Regions from separate parts of the Homo sapiens genome. Here region 2 is linked to region 1. Evidence: chromatin loops called from intact Hi-C (ENCODE). Cell type or tissue: OCI-LY7. All regions are shown on one strand. Each heading gives the region's core, and the rest is flanking DNA. Links, peaks and the distances in the headings are about the cores only. Region 1 holds the start of WDR64 (WD repeat domain 64). Region 2 overlaps WDR64 (WD repeat domain 64).

Evidence for each region. Peaks named below come from ENCODE experiments on the same cell type or tissue, not always from the same donor. Only the 100,000 strongest peaks of a DNase experiment are listed, where the experiment ranks them.
Region 2: it touches region 1 in a loop (5-fold over the local background); 10 of 110 quality-filtered maps call a loop at or near these places.

Annotation. Positions count from the first base shown.
Region 1 is chr1:241,643,544-241,659,180 of GRCh38, reverse strand. WDR64 (WD repeat domain 64) reads right to left here and starts at 6,900. Exons shown (of 28, transcript NM_001367482.1): 1 at 6,552-6,900. The coding sequence starts at 6,696. In OCI-LY7, for the core only: no CTCF peak of the experiment used is centred there; no DNase peak of the experiment used is centred there.
Region 2 is chr1:241,694,307-241,709,943 of GRCh38, reverse strand. All of the region lies in intron 8 of WDR64 (WD repeat domain 64), which reads right to left. The region is part of intron 1 of LOC124904603 (a long non-coding RNA gene); the gene reads left to right. Among named protein-coding and RNA genes, the nearest start is that of WDR64, 50 kb to the right of the region's middle. In OCI-LY7, for the core only: no CTCF peak of the experiment used is centred there; no DNase peak of the experiment used is centred there.

The DNA of each region.
Region 1 (15,637 bases), core at 2,665-10,664:
ACGCAGGAACAGAAAACCAAATACCACATGTTCTCACTTGTATGTAGGAGCTGAATGATGAGAACACAAGGACACATGGTGGCTAAAAACACCCAGTGGGGCCTGTCATAGGGTTGTGGGGGTGTGGAGGGAGAGCATGAGGAAGAATAGCTAATGGATATTGGGCTTGATACCTGGTGATGGGATGATCTGTGCAGCAAACTACCATGGCACATGTTTACCTATGTAACAGACCTGCACATCCTGCACACGTACCCCTGAACTTAAAAAAAAAAAAAAGATCTTGTGTTTACAAACATAATCAGTCCTTTGGCTAAAATATTACTAAATAAGAAGAAAATATTTTACTGTGGTGTTTGATACATTCTCTGTGGTTTCTGTTTAAGATATTTTAGGAGTTTTGTTCAGGAATGCAAAAATTCAAGAATGAATTGCCTTTTTCCTGTTGTAAAAAGTTTCACCATTGGAGTCTTTGGTAGAATTCATCTTGAGCGGAAGGTGGAAGTGAGCAAACAGCAATTCTTTTTTTTTTTTTTTTTTTTGAGACAGGATCTTGCTCTGTCACTCAGGCTGGAGTGCAGTGGCACAATCATGACTCACTGCAGCTTTTACCTCCCAGGATCAAGTGATCCTCCCAGCTCAACCCCCCAAGTAGCTGGGACTACAGGCACCCACCACCACACCCACCTAATATTTTATTTTTTGCAGAGACAGGGTCTCACTATGTTACAGCCCAGGCTGGTCTCAGACTCCTAGCTTCAAGCGATCCTCCCACTTCAGCCTCCCAAAGTGCTGGGATTACAGATGTGAGCCACTGTGCCTGGTGAGCAATTCTTAACTGGTTCTTAAACTCTATGTAAACACATACACACACACACACACACACACACACACACCATTGCTTGAATCTTGATTTTGTCAAATTTCGTAATTCCCTGGGGTAAGACTATTGAATCTAAGGACAAGAAGGAATTAGATGTGAGGCTTTCTCAAACTGTATAGACAAGATCAGATGGTTTTATTTAGTTAAAAATATGAGTATCTGTTATGTGTAAGAACTGAGCCAGACATTGGGCTTAGAATAGAAAATTAGATAAGCAAGATCCCTGCCCTCAGGGAGCTTATATTATAGCAGGAAATCAGAAAAGTATCAAGTGAACAAACTATTTACAGATTGTGACAGGCAAGGCTAATTAATAAAGATAGACATTACATCAGTGGTTACCTGTGTATAAGGTGAAAAGCAGTATTGCTGCAAAAGGCATGAGGGAACTTTCTGGGATGCTAGAAATGTTCCCTGTCTTGATCTGGATGGTGGCTAAAGGTGTGTTTACCAAGGTTCAAGTTTACAGAGCTACCTCCTTCAGAAGAGTACATTTTATGGGCTTTATTATATGTATGTCAAGCTCAGTAACGAAGTTAAAATAAACAAGTTGTTGTAGAATAAGCACAAAAAAGGAAAGCAGTAGGGAGCTGTGATAAAATTGTATGGTGGTGGCAGGTAGGGGTAGACCTCAGGGAAGGCCTCTTTAAGGAGGTGGGTAAAAGAATTAAGCTGAGACCTGATGAGCAAAAAAAGGGTCAGCCACATAGAAAGCTAGACAAGAGCCTTTTAGGCAGAGGCTGATCAACACGAAGGCCTGTGGCTGCACAGGCTTGGCATGTTCCAAGAAGGTCAGTAGGTATGAGGTACCTACAGTGAGGACTGCGGAAAATGCTGTGAGGTGAGACCAGGGGCGAAGGAGGGCAGAGCTAGAGTCAGAAGCGGGTATTTTATTTTAAGCATGATGGTAAGATGTCTTTGGGGTGTTTTATGGGGTGAAATGATATAATATGCCCTTAAAAAATTTTAAAGCACACTTGCTGCTGCTAGGAGGCCAGATGGAAAGACGTAAAACTAGTGGAGGGCAATTGCACTAGTGTAGGCTTCAGAAAATGGAGGTTTGGGCCAGGGTAACACTGAGGGTGACTGCACATCCTGGGCTGCCATGGAAAGTCTCGTTTATGCCTCTTTTTAAAATTATTAATAACATTCCCTTTCAGTCTTGAAAGTGTCCCCAGTTGGATGGTAAGTGGCACCCTAGAATACAGGCACCCTAGAGATAGTAGTGGAGATGGTAATATATGGTTGGAAGTAGTAGAATTGTAAAGATATGCTAGTGGGTTGGAAGTTTTGGGGGCAGAAGTGGTAAGCAAAGGAAAGGCAGGAATCTAGAGCAGTGGTTCTTATGCAGGGGAGATTTTGCACCTCACCTCCATCCCCAGACAGACACACACACACACACACACACACACACACACACACACACAACATTTGGCAAAGACTTGAGACATTTTTGACTGTCACAACTAGGAGTAGGTGTGCTACTGGCATCTAGTGAGTAGAGGCCAAGGACGCTGCTTAACATCCTACAATGCACAAGACAGCCCCCACCCTAGGCCCCCAACTCCACACACGCACACATATACAAATAATTATTTAGCCAAAACATCAGTAGTGCCAAGGTTAAGATACCTGGTTCTAGAATGACACTCAGGTTTCCAGTTTCAAAACTCAGCAAATGTTGATCTATTTACCAAAAGCAAGGCAATGGGAAGAAGATTGTTGGGGAAAATAAAGCACTCTATTTTGGTAATATTGAGTCAGAAATTCTCATGAGGCATCTGAACAGTTCCTTAGCTGTTTTATATTTATTTACACCAACTGCTACAAGATATGAGTTTCATTGTAAATATCACTGGATGAGGATAATGAGACTTTCTTTGTCCTGGGATAAAATTAATTCCCCCAGGTCACTCACAAGATCTAAGAGCATTACTTTTGAACAAATTCCTTCAATCTACTTGATATCATTTCTGAGGCAGACCCTGTTCCATTAAAAACATTCTCTCTAGTTCTTAGTTCCTTGCCTGTAATAGTGAGAGGGAGACCTTATTTTCCAATATTGGTTAATAAATATGAATTTGTGCCAGACATTATTAACAGCCTGACAAAAGTGAAGATGACATTTCTGCCTTCTCCTCACTCTTTCTTAGGCCGCCCCGTGATAGAAGGTAACTTGTCTAGCAGTATGCAGTTTTCATCAAATCTTGAAAACTATAGAGAAAGGAAATTTTCAGTGTGGCTTTGTGATTGCAAGTTTCTTAATGAGAGCAAGGTCAACTTGTGCATTTAGAACACATTGAAGGAGTACCTTCTGGACACCAGGCCCTGTGCCAGCCTGAGGTTCACAAAGCCTTCAAAACAACCACAGGCCAATGGTGGAGGATAAGGGGCAGGAACGAATGAACACATTAATATCAACTTTAGCAGGTTAAATGAAGCAGGTAAATTCCCCGAGATGGCAATAAAGTGCATGAACAGTGCTGAGGATGGCTTTGCTTAGGGAAAGTTCAGAAGTTTTTACAAAGAGGTGACATTTGATTTGGGTCTTGAAAGATGAGGAAGAGTTTACAGGCATCAAAAAAAAAAAAAGAAAAGAAAAAAAGGCACTCCATATTGGGGAATGACATGCGCAAAATCAGAGTCATTAAGAGCATGTTTGGAAATGCCAAGAAGTTTGTTTTAGGGCAGAAGGTGCATGAAGGGAAATGCCAGGAGTTGAGACTGAAAAGCTGGGCTGAGGCAAGCTGTGAATGACCTTGCATGCTTTGTTAGTATATGTGGATTTTAGAGGTGAGCTAATAAACCAGGAATATGGCACATTGATAATTTTTAAAATGAAAAACTCTTGGCAGAAGTATAGAGAAATGATTAACTTGGCAAAAAGACTATTTTTTGGGGGGTGAGGGGGGACAGAGTCTCTCTCTGTAGCCCAGGCTGGAGTGCAGTGGTGCGATCTTGGCTCACTGCAACCTCTGCCTCCCGGGTCCTGGTTCAAGCAATTCTCCTGGCTTAGCCTCCCGAGTAGCTGGGACTACAGGCACACGTCACCATGCCCAGCTAATTTTTGTATTTTTAGTAGAGACAGGGTTTCATCATGTTGGCAAGGCTGGTCTTGAACTCCTGACTTCGTGATCCGCCCACCTTGGCCTCCCAAAGTGCTGAGATTATAGGCGTGAGCCACCGCGCCTGGCCAAGAAGACTATTACAGTAATAGGCTGTTGTAATAAGCCAAGAGATAGATACCATGACATAGTGAAAGGTTACAGAGTTTGAGTATCCATTATCCAAAATACTTCGAACTAGAAGTGTTTCAGATTATGGATTTTTTTCAGATTTTGGGATATTTACATATACTGTACATAGTGAGATATCTTGGGAATAGGACACAAGTTTAAACACAAAATTTATTTACACTTAATATACACCCCTTATACATATAGCCTGGAGGTAATTTTATACAATAGTTTTAATAATTCTGTGCATGAAACAAAGTTTGTATGCATTGAATCATCAGAAAGCAAATATTAATATGCCCCTATCTCATGTCAGCTCTCAAAAAGTTTTGAATTTTGGAGCATTTTAGATTTTGGATTTTGGGATCAGGGATGCTCAGCCTATACAGCCTATACCAAGATATCTGGCTTAGGAAACTAGTTAGATGGTAGCTATGCTCTAAGACTGAGAGAGAACACAGTAGGCAAAGCTCAAGGAGAAAAAGAAGCAAAGAAAGAATTGAGATGGGAAAAATAAGAATGATGTGATGAAAGACGCAGGATAAGGAAGTTTCTTGAAGCAGAGGCAGCTAACAGTGTTAATCTAGTGCAATGGCCAAGTAGGCTGGAAAATGAAAACAATTTATTGAATTTGGCAACTATATTAGCTTATCACATAGCTTGGTTAGAGCATTTTCAGCAAAGTGATCAGAGAAGCCAGACCTGAGTAGATTGAAAGTTAAGTGGTGATATTGTCAGGAAATTCAGTGGAGAAGGAAAGGAGAGGCATACAGTGGTAGCTTAAAGAAAAGAGAAAGTCAAGGTCATGATGCTTGAGTATATTTTTAGACTGAGAGGACAAATCCAGTAGAAAAGGAGATTTTGAAGCTGCTGCAGCAAACTGATAGCTTTGAAGGGGAGGAGAAATAGAAAGGACAGCTGCTGCTTTCAGTGATTCAGAAGTGGAAAAGGGGGGTTTGAGAGAATTCTTGTCTTTTGACCTTGCTTTCTTTTATGACGTAGAAAACTTGGCTGAGAGAAGCAGACATCCCATAGAGAATTCAGAAAAAGTGTCAAGGGTTTGAAAAACCAATTAGAGAGAGGTAAAACAAACTGACTAGGAAAAAATGCAAGTTTTGTTGAGTAGTTTAGAAGGCCCAGTCAAGTTCCCAATCACCGAAAAAGCATATCCAAAAGGTCCAAGTCTTAGCTTTAACACTTAGAAGTTGGGTGACTTTGGCCGGGCACGGTGGCTCACACCTGTAATCCCAGCACTTTGGGAGGCCATGGCAGGTGGATCACCTGAGGTCAAGAGTTCAAGACCAGCCTGGCCAACATGGTGAAACCCCGTCTCTACTAAAAATACAAAAAATTAGCCGGGTGTGGTGGTGGGTGCCTGTAATCCCAGCTACTTGGGAGGCTGAGGCAGGAGAATCACTTGAACCTGGGAGGCAGAGGTTGCAGAGAGCCGAGATCGCACCATTTCACTCCAGCCTGGGCAATAGGAATGAAACTCCGTCTCAGAAAAAAAAAAAAAAAGAAAAGAAAAGAAAAGAATTTGGGTAACTTGGGCAAATGATTTATCTTCAGCTCCCATTTTTTCCACAAATAAAATGAACATAATGACATTGATTAACATGACTATAAATTATTAAATACTATTCAATTAATACCAGCTTGGGTTTGAACACCCAAAGTCAAGATTTTCACTTACAAATTACTATGCAGCCTGGCACACTCAGAGGCTGGCTATACTATCCCTTTAGCAATTATATGGGCTCTGCTCCTTTCATTGCAACAGCAGGGTTTGTTCTGTTAGTCTTTCACTCTGCCATGTAGCTTTATTTTTCACAGCTGTCCTCAATACGCCAAAGCTGTACACTACACCACTCCCCTTGAATCTTGTCTATGCACTGGCATCTCTGCTGCAAATCCTCCTGTAAGACCACTGTCCACCATATTCTCCTTAGCTTGCATCCTCAAGATCATTCCTGCCTAGAGATATGGAGAGTGGCCAAGACAATGGAATCATGGTGAGGCAGGAAGCTGCACTTCTTATGAAAGTCTTTATGGTCTCATGATATCTTTAGGCTAAGAAAAAGCAGTGCTATACATTACTGAGCATCCCAGGTCAACCAGTGAGCCATCAAATGGCAGCGTCTACAGAAGAACACTGGACGTCATTTAATCCAATCCCATAGTTTTACAATTGAAGCAACTTCGGTTCAGAGAAGTAAAAAAAAAAAACAAAAACAAAAACAAAACAAAACAAAAGCTTCCTCATGTCCGCTTTGTTATTTAGGGACAGAGAAAGAACAAGAACTGAGGTCTTCATCCCCTTTCAGCACCCATTCTTTCACATTAAGCTCTGATGCTTCTCTCTGATGGCTTAAAACATTTTCCAGTTCTAACCAACAGACCCAATTGGACTATCGTGTAATCACTGATCTTACCTTCTTTATGGATAAATAAGCCTGCTCTTTCATCTCTTTTCTGGGCTGCTGTTTGTTCAACCAATTTTTCAAACCTGTTCAAAGCCTTTTTGAAATTGCTCATCTGAAGTGCCATGTTGAGACGCTTTTCCTTCCTGATATCCATAGGGACATAGGGGATCTTTTACTTCTGTACAGAAAGAATACTGCAAGTTTACCAATTTGGAAAACTTTCCAGTTGTTACAGTGCCTCCCTGCTGTCTCAGTTTTTGCCCTAGGTCTAATTCCTTTGATCTTAAAATCCCATAGTGCGGGTAGGAGTAAGAGTTGCCACTAGGATGTTAGCAGGGAGGAAAGCTGATTTAGGTCTGATGCATTTCATACAGACAAACATTTCAGTAAAAATCCTGACCTCACAATGTCATCAGTGTCCTTCATAGGGTCCTCATTGCATCATAATATCTCTGTAACATCCTACTTCCTTCATAAGGAGGAGATTGAGATATTTTTTTCCCCACAGACTGTGTGTGTGTGTGCGCGTGCACATGTGTGTGTTGTGTATACTGCTTGAGAGGGAAAAGGAATGAGTAAATAACAAGTAAGAAAACTGGGTAATACTTTCTCCCTCGTGTATCTCTTCTCACCTCAAACCTTTTGCCTTCCTCACAATACCGCGGAAAGTAAAGTTTGGCCAGGCACGGCGGCTCATTCTTGTAATCCCAGCACTTTGGGAGGCCGAGGTGGGTGGACCACCTGAGGTCAGGAGTTCAAGACCAGCCTGGCCAACATGGTGAAACCCCCGTCTCTACTAAAAATACAAAAATTAGCTGGATGTGGTGGCGGGCACCTGTGATCTCAGCTACTCAGGAGGCTGAGGCAAGAGAATCACTTGAACCTGGGAGTCAGAGGTTACAGTGAGTTGAGATCACACCACTGCACTCCAACCTGGGTGACAGAGTGAGACTTCCTCTCAAAAAAAAAAAAAAGTAATATTCACACTTATTCTTGCCACTGTACTGGATATGGAAATTCGAACTTCTAAAGATGAAATGTATTTCAGCACCTGTCATTTCTACCACAAACATTTTTAGAGGTCATAGGGAATACAAATGCTCTTCTTCCTTTGTGCATTGTCCTTCGATTGAAATAATAAAGTGAGCCAAGGATAAGGAAGGAGTGGCTTCTGATTATGAGGACAGCTTTTCAAGGTAAGAGGTCAGATGAATTAGAAGAGGCCTTTCTGCACATCTCCTTCCCAGTCATTGCAATCTCCAATCCGACTTAGTCCAAATGCTATTGACTCCGGTTTTCCAATTTTCAACTTTTTATGGGAAGGAGAAGTTGTTTAATGTTTCTCAACAATTAGTTAACTTCCTATGGCTTAGGTGAGTTAGATAAATTTCCTACCCCTTGGTAGTCCATCTTTTAAAACATTCTTCAAGAACTTGCATTCAGAGATGAAGCAGATGGCATTTCAGAGCACCTCCAATTCCAGTACTGTCTTCTTGGTGTCCACCTCTAACTATCTGTTAGGAGAGCGCAGTAAGATTTTATTTAAAGAAAAATCCCCCAACCCCATTTGTTTCTCCTCCTTTTTCCTTTAAAGCTTTCAAACCACTGTACAGTGATGTCTGGAGAACCACTCTTCCTACAATTCTAATGCATTCACCATTAATTCATCTAGGAAATATTTACTGAATACACACTTCATGCTAGAGGCTGTTTTAGACACTAAGGATACAGCAGTGAATAAAATAGCTTCTCAAGTTTATAGACTAATGCAGAAGACAGACAAACAAATAAATAATGTATCAGTGAGCAATTGTGCTACGAAGAGAGAGGAATTTTGTGTGTATTAGGGTGGGGGTAAAAATCAAAGTAAAAGAGGTAGGGAGATCAGGGAATTCCCCATTAATAGAAAGATTTCTGGGCAGAAACCTGAAAGAAGTGAGGTAGCAAGTCATGTGGATAAATGGTAGAAGGATGTTCTAGGGACAGCAGGCGTAAAGTCCTGAGATTGGTGTGTGCTTCACATATCTGAGAAACGACAGAGGCCAGTGTGACTGAGGTGGTGTGGGATGAGAGAGAGAGGTAGAGAGAGAAGGCAAGAGAGTCAGGGGGTGGCATCCAGATCACGTAGGATCTTATTGGCTGTTTTAGGACTTTGGCTTTTACTCTGAGATGGGATGTTTTTGAGCAGAACAGTGACATGATCTGACGTGCATTTGAAAAGAATCATTCCAGCTGCTTTGCGGAGAATAAACTGAAAGGGAGAGAGGGTAGAAGCCGGGAAGGCAGTTAAGTGGAAATTTCAGTAATGCAAGTAAGAGATGACAGTGGTTGAGATTAGGGCACTAGTGACGGAGGTTGTGCGAAGTGGTCAGATTGTGTGAAGGTAGATGTGACAGGTGTGCTAATAGATCAGATGGGGGTATGAGAGCAAGAGAAGGATCAGGGACAACTCCAGGGATCCTGGCCCTAAGAAATCAAAAGGATGGAATTATAATTTCCTATGTTTGGGAGGGAGGAATCCAATAGAAGGAGCAGATTGTGGGGAGTGGGGGAAATTAGGATTCAGTTCAGGATATGTTAAGTTTGAGAATTCTATTAGATAAACAATTGTGGATGTTGAATAACCAGACGTAAGAATCCAGGGTTCAGGGGAGAGCTTGGGAGTCATCAGCATTCAGACGGCATTGTATTTAAAGCCATTAGGCTGGATGAGATCACCTGGGAATCAATGCAGATAAAGAAGAAGGCAAGGTGAGGATCAAACCCTGAGCATGCCAGTGTTGGGAGGGCAGAGTGATCAAGAAGAACCACTGAGTAAATAGGAGTGGCTAGTGAGGTACAAGGAGAACCAAGAGAAAGGATCATCCTAGAAGCCAAGAAGAAAAGCTGTTTTGAAAAGGAAAGAGCCACTGGATGGATAATCCAGTTTATTCAATAAAGAAATTGCATAGGAAGACAAAAGGAAGGAGGAGGGGAGCTATAGATTAAAAAGGACTTTAAAGAAACACCATCCAACCACAGTGTGTGGACTGTATTTAGATCTTGACTCAACAACCAAACTTAAAAAGAGTTTAAAATACATGAGACAATTGGAAATTGGAACGCCAAGTAGATATTTGATGATAATAATAAATTATTGTTCATTGTTTAGATTTAATAATTATATTTTATGTTATATTGTTTGTCTTAGTCCATTCCTGCTGCTATAACAAAATGCCTTGGACTGGATAATTTATCAACAACAGAAATTTCTCCCAGTTCTGAAGGCTGGGAAGTCCAAAATCAAGGCTCCAGCAGATTCTGTATCTAGTGAGGGCCTGTTCCTCATAGATGGTGCCTTTTAGGTGTCCTCATATGGTGGAAGGGACAAACAGGTCCCCTCAAGCCCTGTCATGAAGGCACTAATCCCATTTATGGGGGTGAAACCCTCATGACCTAATGACCTCCGAAAGGTTCCAACTCTTAGTACCATCACCTTGGAGTTAGGTTTCAACATATGAATTTCGGGGGGACATAAACGTTTGGACCATAGCACTGTTATTTATGTGATGTTGTATTTTAGAACCAGATACTGAAATATCTATGGATAAGCATTAAAGTATGAAGGAGCAGTCAACCTTGCCAAGTACTGCTGAGGGCCTACGTAAGATGAGGACTGAAAATTAACCATTGGAACGTGGATGCTAGTGACCTTGAGAAAGCCTACCTCAGTGGAATGGTGGGCTAAACAGAGTAGGAGGAGGAGACGTGTTGATAGTAGGTATAAATGCACATTATGGCAGAAGCTTTTGGGAACATCTTTGCTGTTATATGCAGGAGCAAGTCACAGCTATTATGGTCATTTATAGAGCTACCGGATGCATTTGTGCTTATATTTTCTCGGTTGCGGAAATGATGTGGCCACAGATTTAAAGAACATTGAAAATCACTCATGTTCCTACACTCTTACAAAACTATTAATTTTAGAAAATTGCCTTCTAAGCCCAGACCACATACTTTGATAATTTTAGTTTCAACAGAACTATGCACATTATTTAAATTTTAATGTACAACTTCATAAACCTGTCCCTGTGTTTCTAATGTCCTTCATAAGTGTATATTTTTCTTTAATACCTATTTTTCTCAATGAAGTATTTTGCTATTTTATTATTTTTTACATATAAATGACCATGAAAGGCAGTCATTTTAAAGAGCCAGAGGCAAACACACACCTAGCTGTGTAAACAAAGAAATGATATTGGCACTGTCAGAAAAAGACTCTAGAAAAAAGCAGGTGGAATAATTGCTGTGAGTTAGTTTGGCTTCAGCTTCCATGAATGTTATAAGGGCCCGTATGAGGAAGGAGTGCTACCATGACACAAGGCCCATGGTTGGGTCCTCAGCTGGTCTGTTGTGTAGGCCTGGTACCAGTCATCTGGCAGAAATGCTATTGGAGCAATAGGTTGCTCTGGATTTTCTGCTTCTGGGTTCATGATGGCCAACTCCAGTTTCCAGGATAAATCAATGAAGAACTCCTTTGCGGTGAAATGAGTATACTCAGCTAATGCCTATGGCAGGGGACAAAGAGGTAGGCAGGAGCTTCAACAGTACATGGCCCTTGGTGACCAGGTACTGTTAAGAATCTGGGCAAGGCTCACCCTTACATTTTCAGAATAAAAAGATGACACAAGAGCAGAAGCCATCTTGGTGACCACACTCCTCAACACGGCTGTCTCTTGAGTCATATCCCTGCAGTCTGGACTGATGCCTTATACACACAGGGGCATGGCTGTCCTGCTACCATCCCCCTTCATCATCATTTTGAGAATTCCCTCATCCTCAAGCTTATATACTATGTCTTTCCTCACCATGATTTATTCCCTCATTTTGGTGACTCATATTCAGAAATAGGGCCTGGAAGATAGATATGTTTTTGATAGTTGCATATCTGAAAACATCCTGATCTTTCCTTGCACTTTGTTGATATTTGGTTGGGTACAGAATTTTAGGTTGGAAATTATTTTCTTTAAATATTTTGAAGATATTACTCCATTGTCTTTTTGCTTCTAGTGTTGCTGTTAGAAGGACTGTATTCTGATCAGCTTCCGTTGCTGATTATAAGCTATTCTGATCCCTGATGCTTTGTCCATAGCTTGTTTTAATCTTCCTCCCTCAGGAAACTTATAAATGTTCTCTTTGACCCCAGTGTACCAAACTTCCACTATAATGGGTGTTGGTGTGGAGATATATATATATATGTAAATTAATCATAACTTCACTAACCAGTTTCTTCTGGAAATTGTTTACTCTTCCCTACCTCCTCTGTCATGTAAACTGCATTTTTTTTTTTTAAGACGGAGTCCTGCTCTGTCACCCAGGCTGGAGTGCAGTGGCGCGATCTCGGCTCACTGCAAGCTCCACCTCCTGGGTTCACGCCATTCTCCCGCCTCAGCCTCCTGAGTAGCTGGGACTACAGGTGCCTGCTACCACGCCCGGCTAATTTTTTCTGTAGAGACGGGGTTTCACCATGTTAGCCAGGATGGTCTCGATCTCCTGACCTCGTGATCCGTCCGCCTCAGCCTCCCAAAGTGCTGGGATTACAGGTATGAGTCACTGTGCCCAGCCATAAACTCCATTTTTTAACAGCAATGTAACAAGTGAGATTTTATTTTAAAAACAAATGTATGTATTTGGGGGTTGAGTGGATGTGGACAGATACACAGTTTATGTATTAAGCTGATCCCTACATCTCACCCATCTGAGGAGCTGTATGCACCAGGAGCATTGACATTCAGAAACTTAAGGCATGCTAGATTCTCCTTTTTTTAAAAAAAAGTTCAAGCACATCCACTAAATTGCATTTCCTAAGGTAGGAAAAGTGCATACATGTTTCACAAGATTTTCAGTAAGGGCTCTTCTGCTGCTCACCAGAGACCAAGGTTAGAGGGGCCAGGGAAGAATGTGTCTCAACCCTGGGAAAAGGAATGCTTGATGGAAGTTCCCTCTCTGTTGTCCCCTTATGATGCAGAAGGCTAGGGGTTATCAGTTTCCAAACAAGAATGTCAAATGAAACGTGTCTCCATTCCTCGCTCCCCTATACTTTGCAAAGGACTTCCTTGGAATATAGGTATTGTGATAATTTAATGTTCCAATGTAAGAGGGTGTTTAGAGGGTTTTAAATGAACCTCTTTCTGTCTAAAGGACAGGCTAGACGGCCCACGCGGGAGGATGTGTGCAGTCACTGGGAACCAGTTCCGCAAGCATTAGCTCCTGCTCACCTTCAAACTATTTAAGAGAAGGCAACGAGTTCATTAGGAGCTCAAGGATATCCTTAATGAGCACTTCCACAGAGAGAGTGTTCAGCATGGAGGAGCCATGACATCTCCCCATTTCTTTCCATCCCAGGGGCACTGACAGGGAGAGTCTGGGGCTGGCCAGCTCTCTGCAGCAGACCACTTCCAGAATTTGGCAGGGCAAAAGATGCATACATATGTACAGAGGAACAGACGCTAGACTCTCAGTAGAGGGGCCAGACTGGGTCAGCTTGGGAGGGTCCCCAAGCAGGGTCAGAGAGTGAGATCCCAGCAGACAGCTACTAAAGGCATTGCCTCTGTCGAGAGAGTTGTGTGAGAAAGATGCCAGAGATCTCAATTTCTCTAGAGAACCTGAAAATCATCCTAGAAGAGAAAAACCCAACATTTAAAACTTGCTACAACCAGAGAGCACTAATATCAATTATTTTTAAAAGACAAAGTTGCAATCTGTTGCCCAGGCTGGATTGCTGTCTCCTGGGTTCAAGTGATTCTTCTGACTCAGCCTCCTGAGTAGCTGGGATTACAGGTGCATGCCACCTCACCTGGCTAATTTTCATATTTTTAGTAGAGATAGGATTTCACCATGTTGGCCAGGCTGGTCTCGAACTCCTGACCTCAAGTGATCTGCCCATCTCGGCCTCCCAAAGTGCTGGGATTACAGGCGTGAGCCACCGTGCCTGGCAGAGAGCACCAATATCAGACTACAACTTAACCAATCAAGGAAGATTTTTTTTCCCTCACAATCTCAAAGGGGCCCAGAGCAGCATCTACAGGTAGCGAGCGGATCAAGAAAATGGGGGAAGCTAAAGTTGTTTTCCTTCTCACCTCCACCCTCACAGAAGTTCTCCAGGCCTGAGGCTGGCTGTATCTTGGAGGGTGTGGACAAGCGAGTTTTCCGTGAGTTTTAGCTTTTCAGCATTACAATGTGCTGGCCTTGATGTCAACTGCAAGGGAGCAGAAAAGCTTTGGAAGCTGCCAAAATTCCATCTAAGGGCAGGAAGGAGCAAATGGTCAGAAAACATTTGAAATGAGTAGGGAGAACAAGCTGCTTTTTGGTTGCAGCATACTGAGTTCAGCTTGCTTCCTCAACTGGTTATAGTAGTTTATTTCTCCCACTCTGAGAGAGTGAAATGCAGGCACAATTTGCACATGCTTTTTTCTTTTTTTAAAAAAAAAAGTGGTAAAATATACATAACATAAAATTTTCCTTTCTAACCATTTTTAAGTATACCATTCAGTGGCATTGTGTACATTTACAATCTTGTGCAACCATTACTACTATTCGTCTCCAGAATTTTTTCGTCATCTTAAACAGAAACTCTCTACCCATTAAACACTAACTTCTTATTCTTCCCTCTTCTCAGCTTCTGGTAACCACCATTCTACTTTCTGTCTCTGTGAATTTGCCTGTTATAGGTACCTCATATCATTGGGATCATATAATATTTGTCCTTTTGTGTTTGGCTTATTTCCCTTATCGTAATGTTTTCAAGGTTCATCCATGTTGTAGCATGTACTAGAATTTCATTTCTTTTAAAATATGGCTGTATAATATTCCATTGTATGTATATATCACATTCCATGTATCATTCATCTGTTGATGGGCATTTGAGTTGTTTCTATTTTTTGGCTATTTTGAATAATCCTATTATGAACATAAGTATACAAATACCTGTTTGAGTCCCTGCTTTCAATTCTTTTGTGTATATACCTAGGAATAGGATTGCTAGATCATATGGCAATTTTTTTTGTTTTGAGACAGGGTCTCACTCTCTTGCCCAGGGTGGAGCGCAGTGACACGATCACAGCTCACTGCAACCTCAAACTCCTGGGCTCAAGGGATCCTTCTGCCTCAGCCTCCTGAATAGTTGGGTGAGACTACAGGTATGTGCCACCACACCCAGCTAATTTTTTATTTTTTTCTGAAGAGATGGGGTCTTACTATGTTGCCCAGGCTGGTCATTGTACTCTTGGCCTCAAGTGATCATCCTGCTTAAGCTTCCCAAAGCACTGGGATTACAGGAATGAGCTCACAATAATTCTATGTTTAACTTTTTGTGGAACTACCAAATTGTCTTCCACAGGAGCCACACCATTTCACATTCCCATCAGCAGTACGACAGGGTTCTAATTTCTACACATCTCCACACAAAAACCAACACTTGTTTTTGTGTTTTGTTTTGTTTTTTGATGATAGCCCTTCTAGTAGGTGTGAAGTGGTATGTCATTGTGGCTTTGATTTGCATTTCCCTAATGACTAATCACAGTAAGTTTCCTTCCATGTGCTTTTAGGCCATTAGTATATTTTTGGAGTAATGTCTACTCAGATCCTTTGCCTATTTCTGAATTGGGTTGTGTGGAGTTTTTTGTTGTTGAGTTGTAGGGGGTCTTTATAATATTGATGCCTTATCAGATATATGACTTGCAAGTATTTCTCCCATTTGCTGTGCTGTCTTTTCACTCTTTTGATAGTGCCCTTTGATGCATAACAGTTTTTAATTTTGATAAAGTCCAATTTAGCTATTTTTCTCCTGTTGCCTGTGCTTTTGGTGTCATACCCAAGAAGTTTTCTTCTAAAAGTTTTATAGTTTTAGCTTTTACATATAGGTCTCCAATCAATTTTGAGTTAATTTTTATATATGATATAATGTAAGGCTCCAACTTCATTCATTTGCACATGGATATGCAGTTTTCCCAGCATCATTTGTTGAAAAGACTGTCCTTTCCTCCTTTCCCCATTGAATGGCCTTGGCATCCTTGTCAAAAATCAATGGACCATATATGTAAGAGTTTATATCTTGG
Region 2 (15,637 bases), core at 4,003-12,002, 49 kb before region 1:
CACCAAATACTCCTTTGTATTACTAAATTAGCACTTATTTAATTTCTGAGGGGAACCCGCCTGTCTCAAATTTCCTGTGATTACAAATAATATTGTAATAAACAGTATCTTGTGAAAGGGCTATTTTTGTATATATAAGTATTTCCATTTTAGTATATATATGAATTTCTAGAAATAGTATTGCAAGTCAAAAGGTATGTGTATTTATAATTTTGAAAGATACTGCAGTTCCTTTTTATTTCTCTTTACCCTCTGGACTATACTTTTTACAGTGTATCTCTTTACAAAAACTGGGGCTCACAAAGCCTAACTTTCTTTCTTTCTTTAGTAGAGACAGAGTCTCACTCTGTTACCCAGGCTGGAGTGCAATGGCATGACCATAGCTCACTGCAGCCTCAAACTGTTGGACTCAAGCGATCCTCCTGCCTCAACCTCCCAAGTAGCTGGAACCATAGTATGAGCCCCTGCACCTGGCCAAAGCCTAACTTTAAGGTAGTTTATATTTTGGAGTTGTGTTTGAGATATTGAACCTAAGGGGTAATAACCAGAAATATCTTGCATTGCAATTATTACCCTAGACCTCGGGCAAGAATGAATTCTTGCCACAGCTGCCCAACTATTGAACTTTCATATTTCTCAATATGAAGGAAATGGATGCAAATTAAACAAAAGCCCATAGAGTGCTCAGAGCACAGTCACAAAATCAATGAGACAGCATGGAAATAAAGTCTGAACTGCAAACTTTAGGAGGATGCAGATTTATGATTTAGCTGAAACATATCTTATTAGTTTAATGTCAGAAAAAGATGTGAAAAAAAGAGTTTGCTCAACTAAATTTGAGCATCACAAAGGAGAGATCCATACTCAGCAGTTCAGGCATTCATCTGAGTCTATACTGGATACCATGGGTCATATGTAGCTTTTCCAATTAAATTACTTTATTCTTCCTTAAGCCTAAAGTAAATAGTTATCCTTAGACCTGTATATACAACTTTATCAACATCTTAACTTTACCTAGGTCAGAATGCTCAAGACCTTAGTGCAGTCGTTCCAAAATCTGATTGTGCATCAGAATCACTTTGGATATTAAAAAAGAAATTCCTAGGCTGGGTGCAGTGGCTCACGCTTGTCATCCAAATACTTTGGGAGGCCGAGGTAGGAGGATCGCTTGAGCCTGGGAATTCCAGACCAGCCTGGGCAAATGGTGAAACCCAATCCTTAAAAAAAAAAACAAAAAAACAAAAAAAAAAACCATGGACCTCAGCCCTAACTTGATAAATCAGACTCTCCAAGGGTGGAGTCATAAATGTCTATTAAATTATTTCTTAAAGGCTGGGTGCAGTGGCTCATGCCTGTAATCCCAGCACTTTGGGAGGCCAAGGCGGGCGGATCATGTGAGGTCAGGAGGTCGAGACCAGCCTGGCCAACATGGTGAAACCCTGTCTCTAGTAAAAACACAAAAATTAGCCAGGCATGGTGGTGTATGCGTGTCATCCCAGCTACTCAGAAGGCTGAGACAGGAGCTGCTGGACCCTTGAAGGGGAAGTTCCAGTGAGCTGAAATTGTGCCACTGCACTCTGGCCTGGGGAAGTCTGTCTCAAAAAATAAAAAATTCTTACAATTATTTTTCATGCACACCACTGACATTTATTTGTAAATTATGTTCATATATTACTGAATTAAAATTATATAAACATCATAAAACAGACAACAATAAAATAATGAGATAATAATTTAAAGGAAAGAAAACTTCTAGAGTTTTCTACCCCCATTTGATGGATCATCTTGCATACCCCCTGGAGTATATTCGCCCTGCTTTGCAGACCTCACAGGACATGGGCTGTCTCCTGATACAGTTTCAAGAAAGAACAAGCACTCTTTGGCTCTTCTTATGAGAGCCCCAGTAAAAAGAAGAGGTGGGATGGGCAGACTTCTATAGGGCCCTGCCATAAAGTGGATGGAGCAGGACAGGGCCGACTGGTAAAGTTGACTTAGAATATACTGTGGACGTGAGGTCAGGAGACCTAGATTCTGGCTGTGTTCTGTTGCTAAATATATGACTTTAGAAAAGTCACTTAATCTTGCTGAGCTACAGTGTCTCCACTTATGAAATCAAGGGTTGACTATGACCTAAATAGTTTCTTCCATTCTTAAAATCTTAGATATTGTCCTTCCCCTATACCTGCAGCTGGGGCAGGGGTCATGCAGGGCAACTGTGCAGCCTTTGTGGATGGCGTCCCAGAGCTGTGGGGGGCACAGCCTGCACAGCCTATCGCAGTGGTCCCTGGTTGGGGTAGACATACATGAATAAGCACTCTCATAATTCATCATACTTTCTGAGCAGCAATGCACCTAGATGAGGAGGAAGAACCAAAATCAGAACAGGCTGGTGGGTGGTGAGAGATCTTGATTTCTGGATTCTTTGAAGGTTGCTGGCTATAAAATTTTGTATTGGAAAGGCTTAGGCTTGTAATATGTTTGAAAAGTTCTGCTGTGTCTAAGATTGCTAAAAAAATTAGTTTTTCATATCAAAGAATGTCTAGGGCTCATAAGGGAGTTAAGGAGAGAGGACAGTTGACTCTAAGTGTACTCCAAAAGGGAAATACTCAAGGTAGGAAAGTTGCCAGGGGCAGCAAAGCCTATGAAGGAAGTAGAGTTTTTAGGGCTTACTCAGTGGGTCCTCAGTCAGTGAGTCAACAACATTTATGAGTGCCAGCTGTACGCCCAACACTGCCCTAGGGGATAGATACATCAGTGAACTACAAGAACAGAGGTGAGAGTGTCCATCAGTTGAGGGTCACAAACTCAAAGTCTGCAGCAGCCAGGCAGGTAAACTAGCTGGGAGAAGGGGTTGGGTATGACACCACAGGGAGAAGGGGGGCTGTGGTGAACTGAGAGTGCATGCCTGTGAAAAGGGGGAGCCCGGGCCCAGAGCCAGCCAACATGCACAACAGGAAAGGCAGGTTCACCACAACAAGCAAAGATCAAAAAAATAAGTGATCCCCCAAACACATTTTGTAGCTGCATTTGGCTAACAGGCTACCAGTTTGCAGGAATAGCTCTCATATTTTTTGAAATAGACACTACAATTAAAAATCAATTATTTAAATAAAATTTGTTAAAATACCTTGATGAGTGAGAACAATCACCTGAAAAAATTTGATTTTTAAAAATTTAATAAAAAATAATGCAAAATAACCAAATTCACTGCTAGATAGAAAGCTTTACTAAATGGAAGAGCAGGTAGTATTATCTCTATGTGAAAGAATACTTCTAAAATATTTAAAACAGTTTTTTGAACTAATTTAAATCTACTTTGTAAGTAGTTATCCTTCTATCAAATGCAAAGTTCATAAAAGGAGTCTCAATTTAGTAACATAAATCAAAAGTCAGTATTTAGGCTTTTGAAAATGCTTAAATGTCCCAGATGAGAAGTAGTTAAGTTCTAACTGATGACTCATTTACAGGTTTGCCAGTGACATACTTTGTCACCATAGCTGCTTGGCTGAATGAACTGAACTGGATGTAGTACAAACCAGGAAGGGCATTATTTTCTTTTACCCTGTCTTATCTTGTCACCTCGCCCCAACAGCAAATCTTCTTGGGCCAATTCCCATTAGGATGGCTCCAGCGAAGCTACCTTCTGTGGCCCAAAGGGAATTCACAGGATGCTGGACAGTATCAGTGTGAATGCAGCCTTGCCACTCTGTGGCGGGTTCCTCCAGCCAGGGTCGACCTGATCCTTAGGCACAGCTGGCACAAGGCCTGGAGCCCAAAGTACTTTTAGGGGCCCGTGGAAATATTCTAGTTGCACTTAAAATCAGAAGGCAAAAATAAAAGCTTAGGGTCATAGGACATTAGAATTTTTAGGGCCCATGAAAACATACTAAATTTTTCCTAAGACAGAAGAAAAATGTTGAAGACATAAAAGTATATGAAAAATAATGTGTAAGATTGATAGTATTATGGTGGGAGGGACCTATAAAGGCAAAAATGCCCAGGGCCGGGAAAGTCAGACTGTGGCCCAGCCTGCAGCCTTCAGAATTCTCCATGAGGGCCAGGCATGGTGGCTCGCACCTGTAATCTCAGCACTTTGGGAGGCCAAGGTGGGAGGATCATTTGAAGCCAAGAGTCTGAGACCAGTCTGGGCAACATAACAAGACCCCATCTCTACCAAAATTAAGAAAAATTAGCCGGGCGTGTTGGCACACATCTGTATCTGCAGCCACTCAGGAGGCTGAGGCAGGAGGATTGCTTGATCCCAGGAACTCGAAGGTGCAATGAGCTATAATCATGCCCCTGCCCTCCAGTCCAGGTGACGGGGTAACATTAAGACCTTGTATCTTTTATTATTATTATTATTATTATTATTATTATTATTATTTATTTATTTATTTTTTTAGAGACAGAGTCTTGCTCTATCGCCCAGGCTGGAGTGCAGTGGCGCGATCTCGGCTCACTGCAAGCTCCGCCTCCCGGGTTCACGCCATTCTCCTGCCTCAGCCTCCCGAGTAGCTGGGACTACAGGCGCCCGCCACCATGCCCTGCTATTTTTTTTGTATTTTCAGTAGAGACGGGGTTTCACCGTGTTAGCCGGGATGGTCTCGATCTCCTGACCTCATGATCCGCCCTCCTTGGCCTCCCAAAGTGCTGGGATTACAGGCGTGAGCCACCCCGCCCGGCCAAGACCTTGTCTCTAAAAAGAAAAAAAATAAATTCTCCATGAGGAAGCGAGTAGTGGTCATCGCGTACATGTGTCACATGTCAAGCTTGCCCAAGGTGAGCCTGTGAGTTCTGAGCCTCAGCAACTAGCTACTGGGGAGCTAGATGCGTTTCCCCACTTTAGGCTCTTCTGGAGTAGATCTTCCTGGACCTGTCAGCACTTGCTTTGTAGCACCAGAAGCTCTCGCCCCAACCGCCACTCCCATTTTGGGGAAGGCAGACAAAATAACCCTGCATTCCCCCATTGGCCCACAACCAGGTACCTTAATCCCTCTTTTCAATTATTTTTGAATTGCTGGTTGTATCATATTCACATTTGCTGGCAAGGGATGATGGTGTAAAGGTCATGGGTCTAGAGCAATCCTCTCCAGTAATTCTTGAGGATGGTCTACTATACCTCTCTTTAGAATGGCATTAGCTGAAATTCTAAGACAGCAGGAAAAGAGCCATTTAATACCCTATTAACTGATTATGAGCAAATCTAACAACCTTTTTACTTAAATTTCTCAGCATGTGGAATTGTGTTCATACTTCCCATTTTAAAAATTTCAGTTTCTTAAGGATATTTGCCCTTTAGATGTAATTACTCTATTTTCCTATAAAAAATAATGATAGGAGCCCACATAATTAAATGAATTACAAATGAGTGAACTGTGCCTTTAAATAAAACTTCTTTCAAGTAGAAAGGCTCATATAATTGATGTCAATTTGGAAAATGAAAGATGGCCTGCTTTCCAGTATTTCATGTTCATATTCAGCTGCATATCCTTTGAAAAATTGCTTTTTCATTCTGTTATTAGAAGTATCTTACTCTAACCAGCATGCATAAAAAATCAAACATTTTGTGAGAAATCTATCATGATAATATTAACCAGCATTTCGATAGCACTTTAAGAGTGAAGAGCGTTTTTTCATATACTTTCCAGTGCATTGAGATATCAGTTTGGTGTTTGGACTTGAGCCCAGGTCCACCACACTATGCTCCCTTCTCAGGATGGCAGGGGTGAGGTTGGGAAGGAAGGAGACTGTCCTCTTGGCCAGGACACCTTAGTGAGCCCCACCTGTAAACACCACCCATAGCAGAGTGGCACCAGACTCACAGTTTCGTGTACAATGTGGGCCCATGATGTTCATTAATAACAAGATAAAATGTAGATACCATGTGATATGGTTAGGCTTTGTGTCCCCACCCAAATCTCATCTTGAATTGTAATCCCCAAGTATTGAGGAAGGAACCTAGTGGGAGGTGATTGGTTCATGGGGGCGGCTTCTCCCGTGTTGTTCTTGTGTTAGTGAGTGAGTTCTCATGAGATCTGATGATTTTATAAGTGTTTGGCAAGTTCCTCTTTTGCTCACTTTTCTCTCTCCTGCCATCATGTGAAGAAGGTCCTTGCTTCCCTTTCACCTTCCGCCATGATTGTAAGTTTCCTGAAGCCTCCCCAGCCATGTGGAACTGTGAGTCAATTAACCTCTTTCCTTTACAAATTATTGAGTCTCAGATAGTATCTTTATAGCAGTGTGAAAATGGATTAATACACAACGGTTCTTTGAATATAGAAGGCTCCCAATAAATAATTGTTTGAATATCCTTAAGGGACAAATACCTGATTAACAATAACCACTTCCCGGAGTCACACAGAATAGAAATGTATTGATTCTGGGAAGTTCATTCTGACTTTTTCCCTGATCCCCCTGAAATGATAGCAATTTTAAAGAGAAACATTTTCTGACAGTTTCTTCAAAACAGAAAAAAAAAAAAAACTTTTTGATAGAGTCCCCTATCAAAAGTCCCTGGCTGAATTACCACATGCTTCATCTCAGACTTTTCTCCTGTTGTTCCATGAATTAATGAGCGTGATGCAGGGAGAGAAGCAGAGTCATCAGGTAGAAGGTAAAGGGGTGACTTTTTTCAGGGGGCATGTGTTACACGATAGGGGTTGTTCACTGAATGGAAGGCAATGCTGCAGACGGGAAGCATCCCAGGGGAACTGTGTGATTGCTAAAGAAGCAGGGCTACTGAGTCAGCAGAGTCCCTCGATATTTTCTCCCGGTGACGGTGAGGTAGTTGGTGGGGAATGAGGGCAGGAAACAAGGAATAAGGCATTTCTCTTTTCTCCTTTATGATATAAGAGGAAAGAAATTTCAGAATGCCTCAGGTAAGGCATTTTTAAAAAGTGGCCCTAACTCTGTATTACTGCCTCTTATTGATCCATATTGTGCCCATTCCCAAGGGGCAAGGGAGGGTGCAATAGAAAATTCTACATCAGACATTGGCAAAATTTTTCCATAAAGAATAAGATAACAAATATTGTAGATTTTGCCATAAAGTCTCTGTTGTCAGAACTACTCAACTCTGCCACTGTAGCATGAAAACAATCATAGATAACACAAATAAGTATGGCTGTGATTCCCTTACAGCTCTATTCATGACCAGTGAAATTTAAATTTCATATCAATTTTATGGGTCATAAGATATTATTCTTTTTTAAAACTTTTGTTTCAGTCATTGAACAATGTAAAAACCATTCTTAGTTTGCAGATGTTATAAAAACAGGTGACTCATTGGATCTGGCCTTGGGCTACAGTTTGCTAATCCCTGCTCTAGATGCAGGAACAGGAAGCTTAAACCAGTGCACAAACTAATCTATGATAGTTTCATCTCTTCTCCTTTGTATTCAAGTTCTTTCTTTTTTTTTTTTTCCTTTAAATTTTTTCAGTATCTTTCTTAGGGGAACAAGAAAAGGAGCCAACATTTATTGAGTACTTTGTGTCAGGCATTAAACAAGGCACTTTACGTGAGTTAACTTAAGTAATTTTTATAAGACTATCATGTAGGTATATTCATTACCATTTAAAGATGGGGAAACTGAGGTAAGAAGAACTAATGGTAAAGTGTTCAATGGTCACAGGGTTAGTGAGTGCTAGGACAGAAACCAGTTCTGTCTCCACAGCAACCTTACCAAGGGCAACTATACTCTTTCTAATATGATAATCTGCCTCTGAGTTGGGTAAATAATAAAAAGTAATGCTGAGTAGTTAGTTGCATATCTCTTGGAAACTGTCAAGCTATCAAAGGGTTTGAAGGTTCAGCTTATGTCTTGCAACAGGCAACATGCTTTACATGGCATAATTAATTGCAGATGTTTATTTTCTTGCTAGTACAGAACTCCATTTGTGAAATTACCATACAAAATTACAAACAGAATGGTAATCACTTCTGAATGGAAATTTTTTTGAGAGGATTTTTTTCCTGTCTTCTTGGGAGCTATTGGCTCCCAATTTAACAGCTGGCCAATTATGTATTGTATAAATGCAGCTTTATCTGGCTCAACTTAAGATTCATTATAGGAAATTACAAAAATAGAAACATGTTGAGTCTAGAGATGGAATGGACCCAATTCTCAGTCTATTGAGATGACTCTACAATGGCAGTGGCTGCTCAGGAAAACATGATTACACTACCTCACTTGAGAAACCTCTTCAGCTTCTAGATTTAGGAGTGTGGCCCAAGTGAGGAAGTAGTTGAAAAGCTCATCTAGATGAACAGATCAATGACCACTGTTTGCTGAGGTTGTCATTACTACTCAACTGACTTCCTGACTTCTTCTCAGACGAATACATTACCAACCAAATTCCAGGAAGCCCAGAACTGGGCTCAAAGACAAACTCCTGACTATTGCAAAGTAGATGTTGTTCAGAGCAAAGATCAGATTGCACTGGTTAATCAGAAAAGTAAAACCTTCTAGATAATCTAAGTGTTCACAATGACTGAGTACCAAACCTGTGGAACACGATGGAGAGTAGGAACTTAATGCCCCTACAATACCATTACGTAACTTACAAATATTTACAAATATGCATTTTGAAAAAAACATATAAACAACAAAAAATTGCTTTAAACCCAAAGAATGGCTCTGTGTGTGTGAGTGTGTGTGTGTGTGTGCGCGCATGTGCACGCATGTGTATGTGTGTGTAAATGGAATGGCGTGAATTAAGAGAAGGAGATTGTGAAAATGTGCGTAACTCAACTTTGCTCTTGAGGTTACTCCCCGCAAAAGGTATTATATTTGATTAAATCATGCTAGTTGAAGGGCATATTTTTCTTGTCAAAAAGAAGACGATGTCCAGTCTTTATATAAAAAAATATTACTATCTCATTTAAAACCTAACACAAACTTCACAACCTGATTGACAGATCCTAATGCTTGAACAAAGGGAATGTTGGCATCATCATAATTGGTTCCCAGAGGAAAATATGAGTGCCTTTCCTTTTCTCTGGTGTTGGGGTATTTATTATTTTCATGGATTTTGACAGCACACGGAAATCAAAGTCTTCTTTAAAAGTCCATTCTTCAGGAAAGCTTAAATGACTGTAAGCAAATAATAATACTTTCCATTTGTATAGCATTTTACAATTTCCAGAGCACCTTCACCATCTCAGCTTATTTGACCATCACAAAAATCCTGTGAGATAAGAAAGTTAGTGCTATTTCCATTCATAAAGGAGGTTATTGAGGTTCAAATAACTTCAGTAACATGCCCAAGACCACATGGCCAACAAATAAGTTGGCAAAGGTTACATTAGAATTCTTTTGCTCCCTTGAAGCAAGTGAGCAAAGTGCTCCCTTACTCACTTATATTCTATTATAGTAAATAGTGCCATGTAAACTGTCCTCCCAGCCAGAAGCCTGACAGTCACCTGTTCTCAAACATTCTTCCTCTAGATATTTGTATGATTTGATCTTCACCACATTCATATCTCTGCTCAAATGTTGTCTCTTCAGAGCAGTCTCTCCTGACCATCCTGTCAAATGGTCAAGGGCAAGCTCAAAGGAGGGAGACCAATTGAGGAAGATATGACAATACTACTTTAGAAGAGAAATGGTGAGCGCTTGGGCTTAACCAGTGGAAGTAGGGACAGAGAGAGAACAGATATTCTTGCACAACTTACAAGAATTGGTGGCCTACTGGATGAGAAGAATAAAGGAGAGGGAGGAATCTGTTTTTGGTCTAAAATAGGTACGCAATAAATATGTTAAGGATAAAAAAAAAAGAAACAGATTCCTCCCTCTCCTTTATTCTTCTCATCCACTAGGCCACCAATTCTTGTAAGTTGTGCAAGAATATCTGTTCTCTCTCTGTCCCTACTTCCACTGGTTAAGCCCAAGCGCTCATCATTTCTCTTCTAAAGTAGTATTGTCATATCTTCATCAATTGGTCTCCCTCCTTTGAGCTTGCCCTTCCCCAATCCATTCTCCGCTCTGCTGTTAGGGTGATCTGCTGTCAAAAACATTTTTTTACTCTCTTGTTTAAAGCATTCGATGGCTTCCGATAGCTTTCAGGTTAAAATCCCAACTCTTTAGCATGGTATGCAGGTCTTTTCATGCTTGGATTGTCTAGCCTCATCTTTCCCAACTCTTCTCTCACTCAGTTCTCCAATTATATTGAACCATTTGCAATTTTGAGAACTCACCATCTTCTCTTTCTCTTCCATATCTTTGTGAATACCACTTCTGTATTGTGTCTATTTATCCACTCTGCTACCTCTCAGTTGTTTTGCCTGACTAAGTTTTACCAATTCTTCAAAACTCGGCATTTGTGACATCTTCAGGAAGCCTTCCTCAGTTCCCCCCACCCACCCCTACAATCCTATCCTAAGATGTTCTAAGCACTCCTGTCATACCCCTCTCTTACATCTGTATCATGGCACTTATCACCCTCTGTGGGAATTCATTCATTTGTTTTCTCCTTCATTACATATGAGGTCGACAACCTAGTCTTATTCATCTTTAAATTCCTAGCACCTAGTACAGTGTCTTAAATTTAGTAATTCATCAATAAGTATTTGCTAAGTAAATACATATTCAGATGGCTGCTGTAGAGTTTCTTCTGGAATTATTTCTGTAGTTTTGCCCAAATAATGGAGTAATCAGAAAGTGAATGTTGCATGTATTGGTAACCCTCACCAATCTTAGTGTCTTATAAAGACACATCTTTCAACATAATTAAGATGCAATAAATAAAAATTGAGGCATGTGATATGGTTTGGCTGTGTCCCCACCCAAATCTCATCTTGAATTGTAGCTCCCATAATCCTCACATGTCATAGGAGGGACCCTGTGGGAGATAATTGAATCATGGGGGCAGTTACCCTCATGCTGTTCTTGGGATAGTGCATGAGTTCTCATGAGATTTGATGGTTTCATAAAGGCCTTTTCCCTCAGTTTTCTCATTCTTCTCTTTCCTGCCACCAAGTGAAGAAGGACGTGTTTGCTTCCCCTTCCACCACGATGGTATGTTTCCTGAACCCTTTGCAGCCCTGCAGAACTGTGAGTCAATTAAACCTCTTTCCTTTATAAATTACCCAGTCTTGGGTATGTCCTTGTAGCAGCGGGAGAATGGACTAATACAGCATGAAAAGGGTATCTAACCTATCTTGGAAGAAAGGTGCTGAGGAGTGGTCAGGAAAATTCCCTGGAGTAGGTACCATCTGATCCTTAAAGATTTCTGGAGGTTGGGGGACAGAAAGAAGAGGAAGAATGGGGAGGGTATTTCAGGCTCAAAATATGTACAAAGTTCCAGCATGGGGGTTTCAAGGAAGCAGCAAGCAGTTCAGATTTACAGGAAGCTAAGTACAAGGCAGTGAAGGGCACTGAAGGGGATGAGGTGAGGAGTATGCTGGGCGCCAGATCATGGAAGTGCTGTGGGGAGGGGACAGAGAACTGTGAAAAGTATTGAGATGTTTGGATGTCATCTTCAGGAGAATACCCTGGAAGATTAATGAACAATCGTTTTGACAGGGATAATATTGAGGCAAGAGGGCAGTTGGAGATAAGGGCCAGGAGAGTGAAAGGAATAGAGATAAAGAAGACAGGACAGATGCCATGAGTGGTTATGAGGCAATATGGACAAATTTGGTGATTACTGGTTTGTGGGAATCAAGGAAGAAAAGAGAATCATGTGAGGTGACAGGTTTCCAGCTAGAGTGATGGATGGACCATAGTGCCACCAAGCAAAATACAAAATGCTATAGAAGGTATATATTTTAAAGTGGGGGAAGTTAAGCTCAGATATGATCATATGAGTCTGAGGGACTATGAGATATCCAAGTGCAGATATTGAGCAAGAAGAAGTCCCAAATTCAAGATAGCTTGGGTTTCATTAGTACATAGGTATCAGTGTATTGAAGAATACAACTATCACCCAAGAAGAGGATAGAATGTAAGAAGAAAAGTTGGCTAAGGACCTGATGCTAGAGAATGCCACCATTAAGAGAAGGCATGAAAAGAAGAATCACAAGAAAAAAGAACCAACAGTAAGATACTGGGAGACAACTCTGGCTTCCCAGAAACCAGGCGAATAGTTTCAGGGTGGGTGAGATCAGTAAGGCTGAATGTCCTGAGGCTTTCTGATTCCACAGAGTAGATAGGGAAGAAGCTACATTAGAGAGAATTATGGAGGGAATGAATAACATCAAGGAACTGGAGGCAGTGAATGCAGAGTACTCTTCTCGGAAGTTAAAATAAGAAGGAAAGAAAATGTATAGTGTGATTGTTAGGAGGAAAATGTAGGTCAAAGGAAGGGTTACTCATATCGACAGAGACTTGAGCATTATAGTTTGAAAATAAGAGTTTTAAGCTGGGCATGGTGGCTCCTGCCTGTAGTTCCAGCTAGCCTGTTCGACGCTGGGGGAGTGAGCTATGATTGCACCACTGCACTCCAGTCAGGGTGACACAGTGAGACCCTGTGTCTAAAAATAGAGAAAGAAAATAAGGAGACAGTGGAAGAGCTGAGACAGCAAGATCCTGGAGAAGATGGAAGGAGTTGAGCATAAGGTCACCAATGGAAGGTTTGATACTTTAACCTCTGAAACAAAAAGAAAAGAAGAATAGGTACGGCCAGAGATAATTTTGAAAGGTATGATGTGTTGAAGAATTCCCCTTGAGGCTCCAGGTTTTTCATCATGTAGGAGGACAGGATATCAGTGAAGAGTGAAAGGGGCAGAAGTCTGGAATAGTCACTGGAGAAAATGAGACAGGAAGTAGAGCAAAGGCATGTAAAGGGATTAGGAGTCTAGGCTAAGGGCTCTGCTAACAGAAGGGTTGGGGTTCTGCAATCAGATGCAGTGAGCAGATAGGGTGTAAGGCCAAGAAAATGCTGGTGAGATATTATCTCAGATGAATAACCTGGGGTCTAGGTCAATAGGAAGGGAAGAAAGTAGAGGAGAGGGCTGACAAAATTTGAGATAATGAAGAGATCAAGGTGTCAGAGGCATTTGAACCAGAGCAAATCCATCTTGAATAGGGGCTGGGTAAAATAAGGCTGAGTCCTGCTGGGCTACATTTACAGAAGCTTAGGCATTCTTAGTCACAGGATGAGATAGAAGGTCAACACAAGATACAGGTCCCAAAGACCTTGCTCATAAAACAGGTTGCAGTAAAGAAGCCGGCCAAATCCCACCAAACCCAAGATGGCCATGAGAGTGACCTCTGGTCATCCTCACTGCTCATTATACGCAAATTATAATGCAGTAGCAGGCTAAGAGACACTCCCACCAGTGCCATGACGGTTTGCAAACACCAGGACAATGTCAGGAAGTTACCCTCTATGGTCTAAAAAAGGGAGAAACCCTCAGTTCCAGGAATTGCTCACCCCTCTCCCAGAAAACTCAGAAATAATCCACCCTTTGTTTACCATATAATTAAGGAGTAACTATACGTGTATTCAGTCAAGCAGCCCATGTCACTGCCTGGCTTATGGAGTAGCCATTCTTTTATTCCTTTACTTTCTTAATAAATTTGCTTTGACTTTACTCTATGGACTCGCCCCCAAATTCTTTTTTGCGTGAGGTCCAAGAACCTTTTTTGGGGGTCAGGATCAGGATCCCTTTCCAATAACAAAGATATCTGAGACTTCAGTGAGGTCATTGAGTAGCTGTAGTGGGAGTTAGAGTGTTCAAGAGCTGATAAGATAAAAGAGGAGGTCAGAGAAAGGAACTTTCTCTGAAGAGAACTTTTTCTGAAAGAAAAAAATCCAGGTGCTGTAAGTTAGGGTCTTATCAGTGTTATTCAGACTAATGCTTTTTTTTTTTTTTTTTTTTTTTTTTTTGATACTGGGTCTCATTCCATTCCACAGGCTGGAGTACAGTGGTGTGCTCATCACTCACTGCAGCCTCGACCTCCCAGGCTAAAGTGATCCTCCCATCTCAGCCTCCCAAGTAGCTGGGACCACAGGCGCATGCCACCATACCTGGCTAATTTTTAACTTATTTGTAGCGACAGGATCTCCCTATGTTGCCCAGGCTGGTCTTGAACTCCTGGGCTCGAGTGATTCTCCCACCTTGGCCTCCCAAAGTGCTGGGATTACAGGCTTAGCCACTATGTCTGGTCTCAGAATAATGCCTTGATTTCTATTTTATAATCTTAGCATTGGCAATAGGCAATTAAATGCACCAGTATAAAGATACTCTTTAAGAAAGTAGAAATAAGCCACTTCATCCCTCCAAATGCAGACTTGGTATGTTTATTGTGGCTGTTATAACATTTCTCGTTGATGAAATCACTGCCAAGTTTATTTTTATAGTCCTCTAAGTAAGATTTCTTGTTCTTATCTTTTTAGGCTTGCTGAGAACTATCGTTTATTACTCCCTTTTCTTAACTTCTACTGTGCCTATAATTCTAAACCATTCAACTGATCTTTGATATATCGTGCTTTGCATTGATAATTATCATCCCATGTAATGATGTGCTGGTAAATGTGTAATATTCAGCTGCAGCCAGGGAAAGCAGGGTGGGTCGACTGATTTTTAGAGTTTGCTGTTTTCCATGCTATAAATATGGTAGCATGGCTGCTTCCAAATTACCAATGTGACATCTCTAAACATGGAGTTAGGAAAAAAAACATATAGTTGTGCGCCATTGTACTGTGTAGTATTTTCTGAGGATATTTTTTTAAAAACCCTCAAGAACACAGACAATGGTAAATTGTAATAAATAAAAAAGAAGTGACGTATTTTGAGTATTTACTGCCTTTGTTCTTTATATAATTGAACTACTAGCTTATATAATTCAATTTTGAATGATGTCAGTGATTGTTTGTTTGTTTGTTTGATTGTTTTTGGCTTAGGTTTGACATCCCAAGATGACAATGTTTAACAACAGGCTTGCCTAATTCCTGAAATTTTAACAATCAACTCTCATAAGCTAATATGAACTGACTTCAACATACCACTGACTTTATGTCTGTATGTTTTATCTTACCACTTAAATTTTAAGCATGTAGAGGCAGGGGTCGTGGCTTAGATATATTTGTATTGTCCATAGTGCTTATCCCATAGTGACTTACTAAATATTTGTTGGATAACAGATATATTTCTGGACTAAAAGCTATATATGACCTGTATAAGTTTCTGGTTGCTACATTAGTTGCTGTAATCACCCTGGTAAATGTGCTGGAAATGTTTGCCCTGGTAAAATGGAGGCTATAGATTTGTGTATCTTGGAAATGAACATGTTTTCTCTGGATGTTGAAGTAGAATATGTCTTCTGTAGGACTACAAGGGCATATCAATCTGCATACGTTTTCACAGTGTTCCTTTATGGTTATGAATGTATCACGAATTGCCAGCATAGTATATAATCAAATTGGATATAAACTTGCATCTATTTCTTAATTAAATGTTTCAGAAATGCACTCCTTTAAAATGCAAGAGTATAATCACTAGCAGTTAATTATATTACAGAAACTAAATGAAACTATGCAATTAATTATGCCATATAAATGATATTTGTGGAATCCAATCTGGTGTCAAGAAATGAAACTGTTTTTAATGTGCTGTGAAGGGTTTTTAATTTGTCTTTCAGTGCAATATGTTATACAGCAAAATAAACATTTCGTCCTTTCTAAATGAGTGAAA